2 separate regions of the Homo sapiens genome follow, and region 1 is linked to region 2. Evidence: read pairs that join two places in POLR2A ChIA-PET (ENCODE). Cell type or tissue: HCT116. All regions are shown on one strand. Each heading gives the region's core, and the rest is flanking DNA. Links, peaks and the distances in the headings are about the cores only.

What was found. ChIA-PET counts read pairs that join two places held together with the same protein. Peaks named below come from ENCODE experiments on the same cell type or tissue, not always from the same donor. Only the 100,000 strongest peaks of a DNase experiment are listed, where the experiment ranks them.
Region 1: POLR2A ChIA-PET joins it to region 2 with 5 read pairs; 2 of 35 experiments call an interaction of 5 or more read pairs at or near these places.

Annotation. Positions count from the first base shown.
Region 1 is chr1:191,139,342-191,145,577 of GRCh38, reverse strand. No RefSeq gene overlaps it. Among named protein-coding and RNA genes, the nearest start is that of LINC01680, 86 kb to the left of the region's middle. In HCT116, for the core only: no CTCF peak of the experiment used is centred there; no DNase peak of the experiment used is centred there.
Region 2 is chr1:191,204,600-191,210,835 of GRCh38, reverse strand. No RefSeq gene overlaps it. Among named protein-coding and RNA genes, the nearest start is that of LINC01680, 21 kb to the left of the region's middle. In HCT116, for the core only: no CTCF peak of the experiment used is centred there; a DNase peak (open chromatin) is centred at 3,795.

The DNA of each region.
Region 1 (6,236 bases), core at 1,203-3,702, 64 kb after region 2:
CTTGGGTGGAGAAGCCATTGTCTTCAGAAACCTTGGTGTAGTTGAACTGATAGTTACTGTTGTGACCTGAAGTTTGCCATTAAAAGGGATTACTCAAGCAAAATCATGGAATTATTGGTTATAAAAATCATTGTTGGCAAATCCTATGCAATATATCTAAATCAAATAATGGTACCAGATAAAATTATAGATGGGAATGAAGCTTGTGTATCATCCATTATCATGTGTAATCAAGAAATGATTTAATTCTCTTGAAAATAAATAAATAATTTTACCAGTATCACAAATGTTACTTCAAGTATTTCATCTATAAAATGTTATTTAGTGTTGAGAACTTCTATTTTATGAAAGTGAAAAGGTGGTTTGTTTATTTATTTATTTATTTGTTGAGACAGGGTCTCACTCTGTTGCCTATGCTGGAGTGCAGTGGCACCATCACAATTCACTGCAGCCTCAATTCCTGGGGATCAGGTGATCCTCCTGCTTCAGCCTCCCAAGTAGCTGCAATGCTAGGCATGTACCACCATTCCTGGCTAATGATTTTTTGGTAGAGACGGAGTTTTCCCATGTTGCCCAGGCTCTTCTCAACCTCCTGAGCTGAAGTGATCCACCTGCCTCAGCCTCCCAAGTTGCTGGGATTACAGGCATCAGCCACTGCATCGACCCAAAAGGTGATACATGATTTAGATGCACCTCATGCTTTATGAAGACAATGCACAGCACACAGAGGCATTAGAAAGTTGTTTTAACATGTGGTTGATGTAATGATTCCTATACTTTAATATATCCTTAAAAATTATGGAAGTCATTATTTTCTGCCTATTATATAAGACTTGAAGTTTATTTGTATAAACACTGAAAATTGGCAGAGGCAAAAAGCTGAAAATTGAATAATAGCATATTGTTTTGAGTGTTATAAGCACTACTGTTAATTAATTATATATATAAACACAAATATATGTATACATGTACCTACACAAAATATATAGACTTATGCACTTACAGAAATTGAGGTAATTCAAATAATAAAAACTATATTCCAACATAAATACAATGGGACAAAACTTCATAAAGAACACCCAGCATTTTTGATGAAGCTCTTCTATTCACCATCATGTTTTTCACTAGCTATATTCTCATCAATTCTAATGATTACATCCAGTTTTCATTTAGCATCACTCTTGCATCATTGATCTTCTTTTGGTGAAGATGCATTTCTCTGTGTTCATATTTATAAAAGAGATAATAACCAGGGCCTAGTAAAACCCAAAACATCTCAGAGTGAATATTATATTAAGCTTTCTGCATTCAAATTACGGTTTGGTTCCTTTTTCTTTGTTGGACCTAACTGATAAGAAAGCAGTAAGTTATGAATCCAAAAATTACACTAAGAATTTTGTTTCCATAGGACCTGTGACTCCATATATTCCTATTTTGTCTTCAAGAAACAGGAGGGAAAGCAAATTAAGATTATACAGAGTCACAGATCCTACAGAAACAAAAAAATATGGTCCATAAAATTACATGCTACTAAGAATTTAAGACTGATGAGAACTAGGAAATGTCCATTAGAATTGTTTATTCTATATTGAATTCTATACAGAATTGTATATTTAAATGAATACTTATTAGTACACTCAGGAGAGCCATTTTATTGGAATCTTGAGAGATGTTGAATTGGTGAAGATTGGAAAGTGACTGGGAAGTAGAAAAATAGAAACACTCACTTAGATGTCTGTTAAGCAATCCAAGGCAAATTATTTTCTGTCATCCAGTAAGTTGCATTTTTACCCTGTTAATTATTTCCTTTGTTGTACATAAGCTTTCTAGTTTGATATGGTTTTAGTTCTCTAAATTTGCTTTTGTTGCTTATTCATTTAGCAGCATACCCAAAAAATCATCGACAAGCCCAATACCATGAAGCTTTCCCCCTATGTTTTCTTCTAGGAGGTTTATTGTGCTAGAACTTATGTCTTGTGTTTAAATCTTTAATATAGTTTGAATGGATTTCTGTGTATGGTGTAAGATAAGGGTCCAGTTTTATTTTTTTGCATGTGGATATTCAGTTTCCCCAACCCTTAAGAGGAAATAAAGAAAAAATCCCATTTATAATGGCATTAAAAATAATGAAAAATACTTAGGAATACTTTAGGCAGTGAGGTAAAACACTTGTACACTGAGACTATAAATCACTGATGAAAAAAATTAAAAGAGACAATAAATGGAAAGAAAACTGAGCTGATGTTCATGGATTGGAAGAATTAATATTGTTAAAATGTCTATACTACCCAAAAGCAAGCTACAGATATCAATGCAATCCAAATCTCAATGGAACTTTTTTTACAGAAATAGAAAAATCAATTCTAAAATTTATAGGGAACCACAAAAGACCCAGTATAGCCAAAGCCATTTTGAGAAAAAAAAAAAAAAAAAAAAAAAAAAAAAAAAAGGCTGGAAGCATCACATTAACTGACTTCAAACTATATTACAAAGGTATAGGTATCAAAAAAGCACAGTACTGATGTAAAAATAGACACATAGACCAATGAGACAGAATAGAGAGGCCTGAAATAAACCCTTACATAGATGGCCAGCTGCTTTTTGCCAAGGGTGCTAAAAATGCGCAGTGGAGAAAGGACAGCCTCTTTATACAGGCTTCTGAAACCAAGTTTATTGAGAGAAACTCAAAGAACAGTGGCAGGTAGGCAGTTCTCTACTTGCTTGGTAACTTCTCAGCAAGATTACAAACGTGGTAGTGGCACATACCAGATTTCTGGAAAGGGATTGCTGTCCTTGAATTGTGGGTTTTTTAAGTTGTACGTCTGGAGAAACATCAGCCTCTCCCTGTCTCGCAAAAAGCAAAAACAAAAACAAATTTTCTTAAAAGCTTACAGTTTGAGCATCCCAGAGGCTCACTATCTCAATTTGCCATCTCAGCTTGCATCGAGTATTGACATTAGTCTGAGACTCTTATCATAGATCTTTTAAAGATTCCAGTGTTACTCTGGGAGGCCAGCCTGGAGGAATTCAATTTTGAAAAAGTTTACCCTTTCTACTATTCATTAATAATGGGGAAAATAAAGTTAGGCAGGACAGATGGGAACACTGAGATCAAGGTAGAAGATCATGAAACAGGCTTAACTGCTGCTGGAACTGACTTAGAATAAAAATGAAAATTACGTGAGGGAAAGCAATTAAAATATTACATGAAGTATCTCTATGTTCTCAAATATGCAATTATCTACTATTTATAAAACTTTTCAAATGATTTGATAAGTGTCACACATTTAATAATGAAAAGGAGCCAATAGCCAAGCAAGAAATTGACAATTGCCATATTGCAGGTATAAACAAGGCAAATTGAAGAGCTATTATTGGATAATATAAGTATGCCTGAACTTGTATGGATAGGCTTCATGTATGACATCATATCAGCTGAAACCTAAAAGGAGATGCCTCAGTCCTGTGAAAACTTTAGAAGCTATTATTTCCATGAATTTAAATAAACAATTTTTTTTTACATAGAGTTGCTATTTTGCATGAGTTTTTGTTGGTGCAAATATCCTCTTAATTTCTTTTACATTGGTCCTGCTTTTTGAAAATTGTTATTAAAATAATCAACAGGTTATAATAGATACTTAAAGCAGATAAAATACATATATTCTAATTTATATAAATTTGATAAATGTATTTATCTAACAAAAAAGTGAATAATGGACTTGAATTTTCTAAGAGTGTAATTAATTTTTTATACTTAATTGGGAAAATTTAATTTTAAGCCTACTTCAGTAAATATGTTACAACTAATTAAACCATCCTGTAAACATTATGGCATATTTGAATTTTAGAAAGTATAGTTATCAGCATAAATTCTGCCAGATATCATAGATTGAGATGAAGATTTGTGTACACAATACCTAATGAGAAGTTTAATCCCAAGGATTAGAATGTGGGACAGTGTGAATGAAACAGAAAAAGATGGAGAGCCAATTCCGGGATATTGTGGAGTTAGTCACTAATATGTGCAGCAGATTCTTTAATCATTTGAGACCATCTTAGTATACCTATAAAACTGATTTCAGTTTTGTCCATCTGGAAGAAAAAGAGATATTTATCCACAAGTTCCTATTGGCTTATGAGGCTTTTATTGCCCTATACCTCCAGATAGAAGATGATATCAAAAGAGAAACCCCAGGGAGAAAAGTGAAAAGATGATTTTGGCCTGAAATGAGAAAATGTCAGTTTCATCATCTTGAAGTTAGATGAAGTCTGCACAATCCTGATCACCACATTGGTGGCTAATGTAAGAAACAAATAAGGTCTATACATGGATTTAATGTGATGCATAAGCATGACAATACAGTAAAAATCAACTATATATAATTTATTATCTTGAGTGGTTCGATAAAAATTAAAAAGAAAAAATGCAATCACACATCTTTTCTATAAGTTGCACTTTGTCTCACATTTCTCCATTCATACTCAGCATAGTATTTTACATAAGAATGAAAAAGAATCCTCATAGACCTTCCTTTGTGATCTTCCAAATCTATGGTAATTAATCCAGAATAACTCCAGGTACTCTGCTAACTAAGGAAACATTTAATTAATTAATTTATTTATTTTATTTATTTTACAATTAACGAAGCCCCATAAATGGTGCATAATTTAGTAAACTTACTATTTATTAGCTTATATTAGCAAAAAATACAATACCTCATTAGCCAGAAATCTATCACATTTTGGAATAAAGATGGTCCTGGAAATTAGTGTGATTCAGATTTATAGAAATGAAAAATATGTTTAGAAAATATAAAAGAAGTATATACATTACCTCTAGTTTGAACATAAAAATAAAATAGTAGTCAATTAAAATTAATTAACATTTCTTTGCTTAAGTGTTTTTAACTACTGTTACGTTGGTTGAATTATGTTTTAACAGTCGAGAAGAATTAAAATGAGCAGCAGGGGAAAGATAACATTAAGGCTCAATTTATAAAAGAATTTTGAAAGTGTATAGCAATTTTGAAACAAAGTAAAAATGGTAGAAAAAATATTTACACACACACAACTTACATTTAAAAATTGTGAAGAAAAATAAGACAAAGGTAATAGAATTTAAGTAGTATCATAATATTTACATAGAAAATTATGGAAATAGGTATTTGGCTAACAAAAAAACAAAGCAAAAGAAAACCATTTCCTGTTTTTGCTGGAAACTTTCATGAGAAAAAGCATTAATCTTCCAGTTTATAAAATAAACATTCAGCAACATTTTAAAACTTGAATTCATAACTGTAGAATAAATAAAACACGTAGAGAAATTTGATGAACAAATCAGACTAGTATTGCATCACTTTTAATGATCCTTTTACCATTATTTCTCCTGTTACTTATTTTATATAGCCCATAGGTAGGTTTTTGTAAGTAATCTCAACTATTGTTTGGAATAATAAAGTATTTAAATTAAAAACATTGTGCCAGCAAAGAAAAAATGAAGTTTTTTATTCTTGATAGTGTCCAGAATAGCAGCATGATATTTATAATAATGTTTCTATAGTGTACTCAAAATGCTCTGTTTTAACATTTAAGTATGCTTTTCTGATTAACACTTTCCTGAATGACTTAGCAGCAGTGAAAAGAATGTCTAATATAAATTTAGTGTAAGAAGTATAAAATAAGTCAGAAGCAAAAAACTGTATAAAACAAATACTTGAAATTATATAAGAGTGCATGCAACCTAGAAATAAAATTATATATAGTCTTCACATAAAAAATAATTTGTTGAACTGGGATCTAATTTTATTTCTTTGTAAACTGAGTTAGAACATTAGAAGCCAGTTCTAGCATCATAGTTTAAAAATTGCACTGACAATATTATTTTAAAAAGTTTTCAAATCTGTGATAACCTTGCTTCATAACATGTGCTGGCCCATTATGATTAATGGAGATTGCTGTATACACAACAAATCAACAAAACAAAATAGAAACAAAGTCTTTTTTTTTATTTAGTTTTTGTCTTTGGTTTTTTAAAAATGTTTTCTCCACCACCAAACAATTGCTTTTCTATCTCCATTTTGTAAATGAGAAACCTAAGAATCAGAGAGATCAAGCATAAAGTAAGCATTATAATAATGCTTATATTTTAGCTACAATTAAACCCTCATACCTTTGAACTTTATAAGCTATTACATTTTTGTTATAAAAAGTTTCATTTATTTTACTCAGTCATTTCT
Region 2 (6,236 bases), core at 2,266-4,765:
CTCCGTAACTGCTAAATTGGATTAACTCCCAGAGACTCATCCGGCAAATTTACACATTACCTGTTCCTTCCACTAATTTAAATTGCATTAATCAGCTTTAAATGTTTCTGCATTTTAAATATACTGATTGAAATGTTTAAAAAAGTCAATTGGCTTTTGGTTTTAGTTCTGAGGATAAAACAGCATTTTACTAATAAAGCAAACCACTGTTCACTTTAAGCTTTATTATTCCTTCAAAATACAAGCACTAACCTATATGCTTGAGATTGAGAAAATATATTATAAATTTAGGCCTTTAGGCCAGATTCTTTCTAATGCTCTTGACTAAATAAACAGAGCACTGTTAATTCTATTATCATCTTATTATTCTCTGGTGTACCAGGATAAACTACTTGCTAAATATTTTATTTGCTGAAATAAAGTCAAATATAGCACATGTTACATCTATATGTACTTTTTCATCATCATCACTAATTGTTGGAGCCTAGTCAGGTTCAGAAAAAAACTAAAGATAGGCTATATTTTATTTAGATAAGGATTTGCAGCTACTACACAGATGATTTTTTTTTTTGCACTTGAATACTAACTGTCCATATCCTAATTTGTTGTTGTGTGATCGGTTTTGCTTTGAAGACAGGGTCTGGTTCTGTTGCCCAGGCTGCTTGAGTGCAGTGATGTGATGATATCTCACTGTAGCCTTGAACTCCTGGGCTCTAGCAGTGCTCTCACCTCAATCTCATGAGTAGTTGGGACTATAGGTGTGCACCACTTTGCCCAGTCAATATTTTTGTTTTTTGTGGAGATGGGATTTCACTATGTTGTCCAGGCTGGTCTCAAATCCTTTGCTCAAGTGATTCTCCTGTCTCAGCCTCCCAAAGTGCTTGGATTACTGGCATGAGCCAGCACACCCAGAAATATTCTAATTTGAAAAAATAAAAAGTTCTCTGTCTTACATGCCAGTTACAAGTTCAATCATATCTCAGTTTTAACCCATAATACTATAATCAGAAGTAATACTATGACTGTCTTTGTGCTTAGAAATACTCCTGTTTGAATGCTGGTATTTTTTTCACAACCTTTCATTTCTGTAAGGACTTATACATATTTTTTATACCTCATGAAGTAACATTTTGGTAAAATATAATTATAACTATAGAAATAATACTTTATGTAGGTAAACATTCTAGTCCTCTTTTAATGGGAGAGCATTTCATTCGGAAGCTTAATCTATGGCTTTCAGAGGATACTTAAGTTCTGGGAAAGATAAAACTGATGATATGAGAAATCCAAAAAATATCAATATCTCTCTTTATTTTCAACCTTTAAAAAAAGAATTAAGTGTGAGACAGCTTTTGGGATCTACAAGAGTTACCATTTCCAAATATCAAGAGTTTTATTTTGAAACCGTTTATTACATTATCTTGTGATATAATAACATCATGCTTAATTATATTCTCAAAATATTTAAAATATGTGTTTGTTTATTAAACAAATAAGTATTGAAATATCTGCCATTTGCTGACATCGCTATACTTTTGGAACACATTGTAAAACAAATATCAAAAATTACCTCCAAGTTATATGAATAGATGTAGATGAAACTTTTATTTTGAAATAAAGCCATAAAAATAAAAATCATAAATTTAGATAAATCTTTCAAATTTTGAAGGAAATAAATGAGCAAAGACAGGGAATCATGGCAGAAAACAGTCAATTTGGATATAATGTTTACAAATTATTCTCATACTAATAGAGAGCAAGAGATAAACATAAAGGAAGGGAAATAAAGAACTAGAAAATAGGAATTGCATTTAGTGAATCATGAATCTGGGATAAAATTGTTCTGACGATAAGACATGTCTCAGTATGGAAATAATAGAAAAAGAATTCCATGGCCGGGCGCGGTGGCTCACGCCTGTAATCCCAGCACTTTGGGAGGCCGAGGCGGGTGGATCATGAGGTCAGGAGATCGAGACCATCCTGGCTAACAAGGTGAAACCCCGTCTCTACTAAAAAAATTAGCCGGGCGCGGTGGCGGGCGCCTGTAGTCCCAGCTACTCGGGAGGCTGAGGCAGGAGAATGGCGTGAACCCGGGAAGCGGAGCTTGCAGTGAGCCGAGATTGCGCCACTGCAGTCCGCAGTCCGGCCTGGGCGACAGAGCGAGACTCCGTCTCAAAAAAAAAAAAAAAAAAAAAAAAAAAAAGAAAAAGAATTCCATGAGATAAGTTTGTAAGAATATAACATTATGTCATGAACAGTAAGTCATAGACAGCAAGCATGTTAAAAATTTTGGATTGTATTCTTTTAGGCTGGGCCATATGAAACTGCTAATATTTGAACATTTAAAAATATAAAATGGTAATTTCCATTCAGGAAGCTGTTTCAGAAGCCTATGTGAAAAACAATGGTATACTATAACAATGTGAGCTGGAAAGAAATAGCAGATATATGTAAGTACTTACTGTTCTTGAAACACTATGATGGATACAAGGGAAACACAGATGGGTAAGTAATTTTTCTGCTATCCATAACACATTTTAGGACAGTTATTTCAGTTATTTTAAACCAAGATGTATGTCAGACTTTTCTGATAATTTAAAAATATAAATACACTTACCATATCCTGGATCCACTGACTGTGTTTCTGAGGGTAGGCCTAGAAGTGTACGCAAATGTGCATGTGTGTGCTTCAAATCATCTAATTCATTCTGATGTGCGGCTCTGGTTAAAGGCCTTGGAATAGGTAGAAAAACATACAGTTACATGGATAATCACCACTCACTGTGACAAATGTGATGACATAAGGAAACACAGAACTAAGGAAACTCACGAATGAATTAACTAATTGAATAAATCATAATTTACTAAGTATTTTTTCAATTTTTTAGCTCTATACAATGTTCCCAAAGTACATTTATCTAGACAGTCATACACAACTCATGAAAATAAATAGTAACAAATCAAGTGTGTTTGTTTAATATTTGGTCTTTTATAATCATTTATGTTAGAATTTGGGCAATGTCAAAATATTTTATTTGGACAGAGCCATGATATTAAAATCATATAATATGCTTTAGCACTTTATATGTGATGCAGAATTTGCAAAGAATTTGAACGATTTTCCTATTGAGTTCTGGTATCAGCCAGGATGATAAATTAATATTGTACTGATTTAATATCTTATTCTATTAATGTTTTCCTAATAGGAATTAGATAACCATTTTTTTTCCTTTAAGGTTAACATAAATTTTTTAGTTAAAAATAAATATGATTATAATGTATATCTTGTAATTGTTACACTATCTATCTTATTCACCTAACTATAAAAAATGGCATTTTAATATTCCAATGTAGTGACATGCTGGAGCATATTATTCTGACTCACAACAGGCAACTGTTCATTTATTTTTCCAATTCCATGTTCAGTGATATCACATTGGTATTGGAAAACAACTATTTGTTGGTTTCTTGAGTTTCTGTATTTTGTGAAGAGGGGTACTGATGACTTTTGCTATGACAAAATTTTTTAAGGATGTTTGTATAGTTAACAAATTTGAAAAAAAGACTAAACAAATTTGAGTAAAAGACAGACTTGTTTACTCTCCAGAATAGTAGAGATAATGTCTCCCTTTTGGAAAATTTTGTTTTGCCAATTACTTATGAAAAATTCAGGTACCCTAAACTCAGGGATTTTCTTTCATAACACACATGCAGGTGTTACTTAGATCTTTATCTCACCCTATGGGATTTGGGGTTAGGGAAATGGCACAAATTCTGATACTCTGCCAACTGCTGTTACTATGAATAATAAGCTGCCCTTTGTCTCTGACTCAGAGTCTCATATCTTCTGCCAGCAACCATGAAACTATGACATGCTAACATATTTGACTGCAAGTAGGGTAAAATCTAATATCCTTCATATTTCTTGAAATATAGCAGACTGAAATAGTCCAAGGTGAAAGTACTCACGCTACAAAAATCATTAAACTCTACAAAGCAGTCTTCTGTTTCCGTTTGGTTTTTGTTTTTGTAGAATTGGTTGTTAAACCTTTGCCAACACACCAGAATTTGATTTTATATTGTTTCCTACATGATTAATGACACTATCTGCAATGCTTTCTGAACAGCATACTACTACCTTGCAAAACAGGGCAAAATACTTCCTGTTTTTTGCTTGATATATTATGTTATTATTGCTATAAGTGGTGCTTCTTACCATTTTCACTTTATGGTTTCCTGGTTAGCAAACTGTTCTTTTGTATGCACAATAAACTTTAAAAATTATCTAATTTGACCTAATTTTATTTTTGACAGGAGTTATTATGAGGTTTAAAGTAAAACAATGTTCACAGTAAAAGCAAGGGTTTCATTGAGATTCTTAATATCCAAATATTCAACTTCAAATATGTAACTTGAAGTTAAAATCTGTAAAAACTTACTGTTAAAATTCTATTTTCTTTTACACATATTATCATTTGAACTACACACATAAAATGCAGCAATGACTAATAATGATCCTGAAAGTTGGTGAAGTATACAATATTTAAGAAATGTTTTAAAAAACTTCTCTCTTGTAAAAAAAAATGCTAAGAGAATAAAAAGACAAACCACAGATCATGATACAGTCTTTACAAAACACTCATCTGATAAAAACTAATATGCAAAATATACCAAGACCCCTTAAAAATTAATAACAATTACAGCTAGATAGGAAGAATAAGTTCTAGTGTTCTATAGCACCGTAGGATGACTACAGTTAACAATAATATATTAAATAGTTTCAAAGAGTTAAAAGGAGGGCATTGAACATTCTCCACACAAAGCAATAATTAATGTTTGAGAAGATGGATATGCTAATTACCCTGGGCCCAGCCCTAGGCCTCCTAGGCATCCAGGCCTGTGATGGGAGGGGCTACCTTGTGAAGACCTCTGAAATACCCTGGAGATATTTTCCCCATTGTCTTGGAGATTAATATTTGGCTTCTTGTTACTTATGCAAATTTTTTGCTGCTGGCTTATATTTCTCCTCAGAAAATAAGATTTTCTTTTCTGTCGTATTATCAGGCTGCAAAATTTCTGAACTTTTATTCTCTGCTTCCCTTATAAAACTAATTGCCTTGGCTGAAGCAGGCAGATCACGAGGTCAGGAGACGGAGACCATCCTGGCTAAAATGCTGAAACCCCCATCTCTACTAAAAATACAAAAAATTAGCCGGGTGTGGTGTCACACACCTGTAACCGCAGCTACTCAGGAGGCTGAGGCAGGAGAACTGCTTGAACTTGGGAGGCAGTGTTTGTAGTGAGCCAAGATTGCACCACTGCACTCCAGCCTGGGCAACAGAGCGAGGTTCCATCTCAAAAAAAAAAAAAAAAAAAACTGAATACCTTTAATAGCACTCAAGTCAACTCTCAAACGCTTTGCTGCTTAGAAATTTCTTCCTCCAGATACCCTAAATCATCACTCTCAAGTTCAAAGTTCCACACATCTCTAGGGCAGGGGCAAAATGCTGCCAGTCTCTTTGCCAAAACATAACAATAGTCACCTTCGCTGCAGTTTCCAACAAGTTCCTCATCTTTATCTGGGACCAACACATCAGCCTGGATTTCATTGACTTTATCACTAACAGCATTTTCAAACAAGTATCTAGGAAGCAAAGCAATTCAACAAGTCTGTAGGAAATTCCAAACTTTCCCACATTTTCCTGTCTTCTTCTAAGCCCTCCAAACTGTTCAGCCCCTGTTTGTTACCCAGTTCCAAAGTGGCTTCCACATTTTCGGGTATCTTTTCAGCAGCACTCCATTCTACTGGTACCAATTTACTGTATTGGTCTATTTTCATGTTGCTGATAAAGACATACCTAAGACTGGGCAATTTACAGAAGAAAGAGGTTTAATTGGGCTCCCAGTTCCACGTGGCTGGACAGGCTTCATAACATGACAGATGGCAAGGAGGAGCAAGTCACATCTTATGCATATGGCAGCAGGCAAAAAGAGAGCTTGTGCAGAGAATCTCCCATTTTAAAAACCATCAAATCTCCTGAGACTCATTCACTATCACAAGAACAGCACAAGAAAGACTCACCTCCATAATTTAATCCCCTCCCATGGGTTCTTCCAACAACACATGGGAATTGTGACAGTGACAATTCAAGATGAGATTTGGGTGGGGACACAGCCAAACCATATCAATAAGTATAAAAAGAAATCTTTGTCTCTATTAATAATTATAACCTTCA